Regions from separate parts of the Homo sapiens genome. Here region 1 is linked to region 2. A link is an interaction called in ENCODE POLR2A ChIA-PET data of the cell type or tissue named here. Cell type or tissue: A673. All regions are shown on one strand.

Region 1 (5,000 bases), 240 kb before region 2:
CCTCCCAAAGTGCTGGAATTACAGGCATGAGCCACCGCACCCAGCCAGCTTATAGAGTTCTTTGTCTGATTTTTGTACTACTATAGTTTTATCTCACAAAGTAAGCATATGGGCAAAAACAGCGTAAGTGTGAATGTGTTAGACTTTTCAGTTACTGAGTTAACATAGCACCTAATTCACATGCAAATATTATATATTTATTCCTACCCTTGGTTAATAGTCAATTTAAAAAATTGCACCTTGGGAAAAAAAAATCATTGTTTTTACCTAGAGAGCAGAGATGAGATTATTTTATTAGAATTTCTTCTAGGATTTTCTACTGTTGTATTTTCCCCTTCATTTTTTTATCCAGGTTTCCGTTTTGGAGAAAAAAGCAACATTGAAGAATGAGGTAGAGCCCTGGAAAAAAGTGTCCTTCTAGGTGTGTTAAGAATGGTTATAGAGATTGATATCAGATACCATGAGTGAGCAAAATAGTAAATTCTCATAAAATAATACATGAGTATAGGTATTGAGCTCTTTTAAATAATATCAAGTGATATAGATGAAGGAAGAAAATGTTAAAAGGGTTTTAAATAAGTCTCTTTTTCAATGGTGTAAGTATGAGATTTGTGAAGCCCTTTCCAGATGCATGTGTGTTTGCTTATGTTTAAAAAATCACTTGAGTGCAAACATTTAAACACATTTTATAAAACTGGCGGGCCAGGCACGGTGGCTCATGCCTGTAATCCCAGCACTTTGGGAGGCCGAGGCGGGTGGATCACGAGGTCAGGAGTTTGAGACCAGCCTGACCAACATGGTGAAACCCCGTCTCTACTGGGGGAAAAAAAAAATTAGCCAGGCGTGGTGGTGGGTGCCTGTAGTCCCAGCTACTCAGGAGGCTGAGGCAGGAGAATCACTTGAACCCAGGAGGCGGAGGTTGCAATGAGCCGAGATCATGCCATTGTGCTCCGGCCTGGGTGACAAAGCGAGACTCTTTCTCAAAAAAACAAAAACAAAAACAAACAGACAAACAAACAAAACTGGCATGGCATTGGACAGTGACACATAAGAAGCTGATGTCATCTTTGCCACTTAGAGAAGGCAAAATATCTTGTTAGATAACCCCTCTTAAATGCTCTGCTTGGCTAGTACTTTTTGGGCTTGGTCAGTGATTAGAGTTTAAGTTGTAAATGGTATTCATAATTTCTTGTCTCTGTCTCATCCCAAACAGATTAGAAAATCTTTGATTTTTGTTGGTAAGGAGCTAGCATCTTATTAATACAAAGCCTTGTGCATAAATTATTTCCAGTAATTATTTAGTGCCTAATGTGGCATGCTTTGTGCTGAGTGCTGAGGATAAAAGAGGAATAAGGTAAGATCTTTATAGTTTAGCAGAGGAGGATGTGAGTGGGCAGAAAAATGTTATGAGTTCTATAATAGGAATATGTATAGGGGAACTTGGTTACAGCTCAGCTTAATTGAGAAAGGGTGTGAAATGAAAAGACCAAACATTCTTTGCAGAACAGCTAAACAGTTGGAATTATATACTCAGATGAGTTAATGATTATAAATAGCCATCATTTATTATCTCTCCAGAACTCCAGAACCAAGGTTATAAAAAATGAATAGTTCTTTATTTAGTTCAGAAGCATTTGTGAAGTATCTATAGCATCTGTAACATGGCAGGCCCTAAGGACGCTGGCATGAATAGTGGGCCGTCATCTACTGGGAGAGTCAGTATAGCGTGTACGTGCGTTAGAGGTGAAATGCATAAAGGGGCATCCAACATGGCTGGTGGCTGGCCATGTGAACAAGACATTTGCATTTGCCACAGCATAAAGAAGGATATTTCTGAGTCATGGAGTATTTTATTATGTTTATTTGGCCCCAATATTTCCAAATAAAAAGAGGCCTTTGCTTTTGTGCTACAGGCGTTTCTTATCTTTAGGAAGAATGGGCCGGGCGCGGTGGCTCACACCTGTAATCCCAGCACTTTGGGAGGTCAAGGCAGGCGGATCACAAGGTCAGGAGTTCGAGACAAGCCTGACCAATATGGTGAAACCCCATCTCTACTAAAAATACAAAAATTAGCTGGGCTTGGTGGCACACGCGTGTAGTCCCAGCTACTCAGGAGGCGAGGCAGGAGAATTGCTTGAACCTGGTAGGTGGAGGTTACAGTGAGCCAAGATCGTGCCATTGCACTCCAGCCTGGGTGACAGAGTGAGACTCCATCTAAAAAAAAAAAAAAAGGCACGGTTTTGAATCTGCACACTCAAAAATGGCCACAGCTTTCCCGCTACTTTAAGCACTCATAATAGATTAAGCATGGGTCAGATCTCACCACTCATTAGCTATTGGGTCTGACCACTAATTATTTAGTGGATCTCTAGATCAGTTATGTAACATCTCTAAATCTTACTTTCTTCTACTGTAAATTAGAGATAAAAAAAGTAGCCAACTCCTAGTGGTTTTGTGAGCATTTAATGAAATGATCTATGTAAAGTGCTCAGCATGGTGCCTGACATATGGTGGAGACTTGTTATATGTTAGCTATTATTATTTTCTCTTAAAGTACTTTAATAAACTGCATATAATTTAATCCTCAGAATAACTCCAAAATTAGGATTTCTCTTATTTCACAGGTCAGGTAGAAATCTTGGCATTCTGGCAGGGCTTTTCACTACCAACCAAGATAACAGCTTGCTTATTCAAACCAGGAGCTGCTTTTAGTGTTGGTAATGATTTCATAGAGAGTGATGCTATCTTTTTTTCATTAAAGTGGGATGATAAACATTTTCGTACCCCCTCACCATGTGCAAAGCACTGTGCTAAGTATTTTAGAAATAGGAAACTTGAAACTGGGATCATCCTTGTCCTTAAGAAGCTTACACTTTATTATGATAAATAAGATAAAAATTTAAGTAACTATGCAGTAGAATATACTGTATAGTTTTGAAAAGAAAAAGTATTACTTGACTTTGTCTTATTTAAGCTTTAGATATTCTGAGGGGTAAAAAACACAAGATTGCAGTTGTTAGAAAAGCTGTTTTGAGCATTTTTCCCCTACTGTTTTCCTTAGTTTTATTTGCAAGCTGGAGCAGGTATTAAAGATGAAGTGTTCTGGTGGGAGCGGTAGCCCAGAGTGCTTGAAGCATTGCTAATTTCAAACCTTATAATTTAGTTAAATTGAAACATAACTGCATTTAGATGAATGGGCTGCTAGTTTTCCTTCCCAAAGCAAACATGCCAACCTCTCATTACTTCTTGTCTGTGCTACGGCTTCTGTGCTATTCAGATCTGCTCGTTTACACATAATTGACATGTAACAGTGTCACAGACTTTTTATTTTGCAGAAAGAATTTTTAAAAAATTAGGAATGCTTTCCATAGCATGCCGTATCAATTATTCTACATTTTGAAGTGAGAATGACAGAGTGATCCAGAAACTTGGTGTTTCTGTGGAAAGCGGTTTGTACAGTACTTGGCTCATGCTTTTACAGACCTGGGAGTAAGTGACACAGTAGGTCTGATTACAAATACAGTTTATCTTCATTTGGAATCCATGACTTCTATTAAATTTAATTACTTCCCCCGTGGCTTCTATTAAATTTAATTAATTCCCCCTGCAGCTGGCATGGTAGAGGTGCTGCTGCTAAATGAAGGTGATTGCTAATTGAGGGAGTTTTCTGAAAGAGGTTTTACCCTTTCTCTTGTTTATCTGGAAATCGCTTATCCAGCCAGACATCTGAGAACATTAGTGAGAAGTGCAGGTTGCAAAGTCATAGGTGAGTTCATCACCGTTACTTAGAGAATGGTAGATTTTTTTTTTTTCTTTTTCTCTTGGATCTGATTCTGCAGTTAACATGCCTTTTGGTGAGAGGCCAGTGTAGGATTCTAATTGAAGAAAACTGGCCCAGTCTTAACCTATACAAGATGGAACATGTTAGGTCTATATACTTGGAATTTTCTAGCAACCCTGTCGAGGTTAATTGTTGCTCAGTTTCAAAAACAAAAGAAAACAGGTGAAAGAATTCAGCATCAGGAGCAGTTTGTTACCCATCCAATAGCCATTATTTGGTGGACTCCACCAATGACAGTAAGCAGTCTTATTGTTAATATGGTTTACCTGGTCATACAGCTATAATGATAATGTAAATATCACTATACATTCCTAAGGCAAAACAAGAAAACTCAAAACATTTAAAAAAATCAAATATATAATTGCCATTGCTTTGCTTCTAAAAGTTGGTCAAATATTAGGAAGAAAAATGTATACTGTAATTAGAACTACATGCATTTAATGCATTTTTATTCTCATCCTTTCATGTATATATGTAAGTATATATATATACATATACTTTATATGTAAGCATATATATACTTTATATAAATTACCCAGTCTCAGGGAAGTTCTTTAGAGCAGTGTGAAAAGGGACTAATACAATAGATGATGCCTAAAGCTGAAAAGTCACGAAGCAGCTATATAAGCATATTATACAAATATACTTTATATGTAAGTGTATTTATACTTTCATATATATAAAAGAAAGGATGAGAATAAATGCTATTTTATAGTATTTATATAATATACTATTATATATAGTATTTATACTATTATATATAAATTATATATAGTATTTATACTATTATATATAAATTATATATATATATATATATAAATAAAATAGTAGAGTTGGGGGTCTTGCTATTTTGCTCAGCTGGTCTCCAACTCCTGGGCTCAAGCTTTCCTCCCACCAAAGTGCTGGGATTACAGGCATGAGCTACCGCACCTGGCCCTTTTATTCTATAATAGAAAGGAGCTCTCATTTTTTTGAGCATCAGTGTGTGCCAGAAATTATATATATACTCTACACACATACTTTATATGTAAGTATATTTATGGTATTGTATATAAATGTGGAATATATGTACATTAATTTTCCTAGCAGTCCAATGAACTATTTTATACATGAAGTGTTGAGACTCAAATTCTTATCTTTTCTCTCAATAATTTCACCT
Region 2 (5,000 bases):
CACCAACCACTGTGTTACCGGTATCATTTTGAAGGATCTCTTAGCGTCAGTGAAAAGGGGAAAAATGGGTGGGTAAGATACTTAATTTAAAGGAAGTTTTCACTTATATTCTTGCATCTAACTTTAAATCCCTCTTTTGTTTGCATTGTGTCACTTAAACATATTTTATAATTTCAACATATTAGATACCTTAAGGTTTTGAATTTTATTGTGAAACGTTTTTGAAATTCTGATTAATAATTTTCAGATTGAAACACTGCTTTTGTATATATGGTACAGGCTATCTTTTCTTTTTGTGTATATCTGTACACTCAGAGGCATCTGTATCTGTCTATGTTTGTGTTGCTGAGGTTTATAGATAAATATTCAAATAGAAATACTAATGCAATTTTGAAGCCTAACTTGCATGTAAATGAGTGCATTTTCCTAAAACTATTGAATTCTGTACGTCTGATTTTTTAAAAATCAACCATCAGCAATCATGGATAGTCTTTTCTGAACAGTAGCTCCATAATAAAGAGAAGTCAATCACTATTAGAGAAGCACTGTAGGTGAAAGGCACTATAGTTCACACTTGATTTTGTAGCGGGGAGAGGGTACTTAGCTGTGAATCAGGAATGATGCAAAAGATGGATGAGATAGAGTTCAAGGAGCAGTAATGTGAGAGTCCAGGACAATCATTTCAAGCTGTCTCAGCAGTAATGATGGATGGCTTGGTGGTAAGAAGTAATAATACCAGATGATGAAAGATGCATCTCAGCACCTTGAGCCCGAGCACACCATCTACCTGTTGGGGTTCTGGGGCATAATGATTCCTGATTTGCAACCAAAGGGTTTTGCTGCACTTAGCAACCCAGATTTTTGGCAGCTGTGAAGGAAGCAAGTAGCATATCAAACACTCCTTCACATTGTAAATTTAATTACCTCATATTTATGCATAGTAGTTGTTGACAGGAACTTGTAAGCTATGCTAATATGGAAGGTAATTTGTTACCTCCAGAAATCACTTTCCATGTGTCTTCTGATCATTATCATGAAACATGATAAATGATCTAGCCCATGAGGTATAAATGAAAATGAAATAGATAATTGGATTCTATGTCTACATTGTGGCTGGAATAGTCACAGCAATTATAATTGAATTTATCTCATAAAAATGAGTTGGCAATACATCAGTGACCTTTCATCATTTTGTGCCTATGGTATTATATGAAGCTACTTTTGAGATGAACACAAAAAATGTATCATAATTCTTTTTAAAGAGTAATCTCTAACACTTAAATTTTCTATTTTCTTGCCTTATCTGCCTATATATTTTTAAGTATCTAGTTTATCTACAGCGAGTTTTAACAATTAATACTGATAATCCTTTTTTTATACTGAGAATAAAGTGTTTTGTTGTTACCAGTGCCTTGACTGAATGGCTTAGGAACAGTGTAAGACACTCTGATTTTTTTTTTTTTTTTTTTTAATGAACACCCTTTATTATTAGCAGCATGTATCTTTCTGCTGGGTGATGGAAGTGTGCCTTCTTGCTGAATCTGTGTGTTCTCTTTGATTCTTATAATATGTTTCTGATATACTAAAATAAAAGAGTTTGTTTTAAATATCACCAGACTTTTTTCTCTTTACCTTCTCTTTAAGTCACTTTAAATAATAATATTTTATTATTGACATAAAAACCCTATATATTCATTGATTTGATTAACATATTTGAGGATCACCATGTGTTAATTATTGGATTTATTGCTAATAAAATGACTAAGATGCATACTCTTTAGGGGGTTATAGTGCCATATGTAACTATGGTAATATCTAGTTTTCAAATTATAACATAATTTCTTTTTTCTCCACCAGCCTCTTTCCATGAGGGTCCAAGAAGCAAATAAAGCTTCTGTTTATGTTTTTGTATTTCTAACTAAGAAAGTCTATTCCAGATTCAGTTACTAACAACTATATGGAAAATAAGAAGTTATCTGGAAATGTGACTTATCTTTTGAATGAAATATGTCAATAAGCAGGGCATGTCCCTAGGGACATTTTCTCCCACTCTTATATTTTTTAACTTGAATTTTTTTTTTTTTTTTTTTTTTTTTTTTGGTCTGTGATGCAGATTCTCACTGTGTTGTCCAGGCTAGAGTTCAGTGGCACAATCTTGGCTCACTAGAACCTCTGCCTCCCAGGTTCGAGCAACTCTCCTGCCTCCACCTCTCAAGTAACTGGGATTACAGGTGCCCCCCACCACTCCCAATTTTTGTGTATTTTTAATAGAGATGGGGTTTCGCCATATTGGCCATGTTTGGTCTCAAACTCCTGACCTGGACCTCAAACACCATCCTAAGATGGTGATCCACCCATCTTAGCCTCCCAAAATGCTGGGATTATAGGCGTGAGCCACCACGCCTGGCCTTTTCTTGAAATTTCTTCACTTTCTTTCCTTTTGTTTTTCTTCAACTTTTAAGTTCAGGGGTACATGTGCAGGATGTGCAGGTTTGTTACATACATAAATGTGTCCCATGGTGGTTTGCTGCACAGATTGTCCCATCACCTAGGTATTAAGCTCAGAATCCATTAGCCGCTCTTCCTGATGCTCTCCCTCCCCCGCATACTTCCATCCAACAGGCCCCAGTGTGTGTTGTTCCCCTCCATGTATCCATGTGTTCTCATTATTCAGCTATCACTTATAAGTGCGGAATGTGGTGTTTGGTTTTCTGTTCTTGCATTAGTTTGCTGAGGATAATAGCTTCCAAGTCTCTCCATGTCCCTGCAAAGGACATGGTCCAATTCCTTTGTATGGTTGCATGGTATTTCATGGTATACATGTACCACATTTTCTTTATCCAGTGGGTCATTTATGGGCATCTAGGTTGATTGCATGTCTTTGCTATTGCGAATAGTGCTGCAATGAACACACACATGCATGTATCTTTATAAAAGAATGATTCCATTCTTTTGGGTATATACCCAGTAGAGGGATTTCTGGGTCAAATGGTATTTCTGCCTCTAGGTCTCTGAGGAATTGCCACACTGTCTTCCGCAAGGGTTGAGCTAATTTACATTCCAACAGTTTATAAGCATTCCTTTTTCTCCACACCCTTGCCAGCATCTGTTGTTTTTGACTCTTCGATAATCACCATTCTGACTGATATGAGATGGTATCTCTTTGTGGTTTTGATTTGCATTACTCTAATGATCAGTGATGTTGATCTTTTTTTTTTTTCATGTTTGTTGGCTGCCTATATGTCTTCTTTTGAGAAATGTCTGTTCATGTCCTTTGCCTACTTTTTAATGGAGTTGTTTTCTTCTTGTAAATTCGCTTAAGTTCCTTATAAACTCTGGATATTAGACTTTTGTCAGATGGATAGATTGCAAAAATTTTCTCCCATTTTGTAGGTTGTTTGTTCACTCTGATGTTAATTTCTTTTGCTGTGCAGAAGTTCTTTCGTTAGATCCCATTTGTCAATTTTTGCTTTTGTTGAGATTTCTTTTGGTGTCTTCATCATGAAATCTTTATCCATGCCTATGTCCTGAATGGTATTGCCTAGATTTCCTTCTAGGCTTTTTATAGTTTTGAGTTTTACATTTAAGTCTTTAATCATCTTGGGTTAATTTTTGTATATGTTTTAAGGAAGGGGTCCAGTTTCAATTTTCTGCATTTGGCTAGCCAGTTCTCCCAGCACCATTTATTAAATAGGGAATCCTCTCCCCATTGCTTGTTTTTTCAGGTTTGTCAAAGATCAGATGGTTGTAGGTGGATAGTCTTATTTTTGAATTCTCTATTCTGTTCCACTGGTCTATGTGTTTGTTCTTGTATCAATACTATGCTGTTTTGGTTACTGTAGCCTTATACTGTAGCTAGAAGTTGGGTAGTATGATGCCTCCAGCTTTGTTCATTTTGCTTTGGATTGTCTTGGCTATTTAGGATCTTTTTTGGTTCCATATGAATTTTAAAATAGTTTTTTTCTAATTTTATGAGGAACATCAATAGTAGTCTAATGGGAATGCTATTGAATCTATAAATTACTTTAGGCAGTATGGCCATTTTCATGACATTGATTCTTCCTGTCCATGAGCATGGAATGTTTCCCATTTGTTTGTGTCCTCTCTGATTTCTTGGAGGAGTGGTTTGTAGTTTTCCTTGAAGAGGTCTTCCACTTCCCTTGTTAGCTGTATTTCTAGGCATTTTATTCTCTTTGTAGCAATTGTGAATGGGAGTTTACTCAGAATTTGGCTCTGTGCTTGCCTCTTGTTGGGGTATAGGACTGCTAGCAATTTTTTCACATTGATTATCCTGAGACTTTGCTGAAGTTGCTTATCAGCTTAAGAAGCTTTTAGGCTGAGGTGATGGGGTTTTCTAGGTATAGGATCATGTCATCTGCAAATAAAGATAATTCAACTTCCTCTCTTCCTATTCAAATACTCTTTATTTCTTTGTCTTGCCTGATTGCCCTGGCCAGAACTTTCAATACTATGTTGAATAGGAGTGGTGAGAGATGACGTCCTTGTCTTGTACTGGTTTTCAAGGGGAATGCTTCCAGCTTTTGCCCAATCAGCATGATATTGCCGATTTTGCCTGTGGGTTTGTCATATATGGCTGTTACTGTTTTGAAGTCTTTTCCATTGGTTTATTGAGAGTTTTTAACCTGAAGAGATATTGAATTCCATTGAAGTCCTTTTCTGCATCTATTGCGATAATCATGTGTTTTTGTTTTTGTTTTTGTTTTTTTGTCTTTAGTTCTGTTTATGTGATGAATCACATTTATTTATTTGTGTATGTTGAACCAACCTTGCATCCCGGGGAAGAAGCCAACTTGATCATGGTGGATAAGCTTTTTGATATGCTGCTGGATTCGGTTTAACAGTATTTTGTTGAGGATTTTTACATAGATGTTCATTAAGGATGTTGGCCTGAAGTTTTCTTTTGTCTGTTGTATCTCTGTCAAGTTTTGGTATTTAGGATGATGCTGGCCTTATAGAAAGAGGTAGGGAAGAATCCCGCC

What was found. Peaks named below come from ENCODE experiments on the same cell type or tissue, not always from the same donor. Only the 100,000 strongest peaks of a DNase experiment are listed, where the experiment ranks them.
Region 1: POLR2A ChIA-PET joins it to region 2 with 5 read pairs; 3 of 35 experiments call an interaction of 5 or more read pairs at or near these places.

What each region holds. Positions count from the first base shown.
Region 1 is chr6:128,444,860-128,449,859 of GRCh38, reverse strand. All of the region lies in intron 1 of PTPRK (protein tyrosine phosphatase receptor type K), which reads left to right. Among named protein-coding and RNA genes, the nearest start is that of PTPRK, 73 kb to the left of the region's middle. In A673, no CTCF peak of the experiment used is centred here; no DNase peak of the experiment used is centred here.
Region 2 is chr6:128,202,877-128,207,876 of GRCh38, reverse strand. All of the region lies in intron 6 of PTPRK (protein tyrosine phosphatase receptor type K), which reads left to right. Among named protein-coding and RNA genes, the nearest start is that of PTPRK-AS1, 180 kb to the right of the region's middle. In A673, no CTCF peak of the experiment used is centred here; a DNase peak (open chromatin) is centred at 3,066.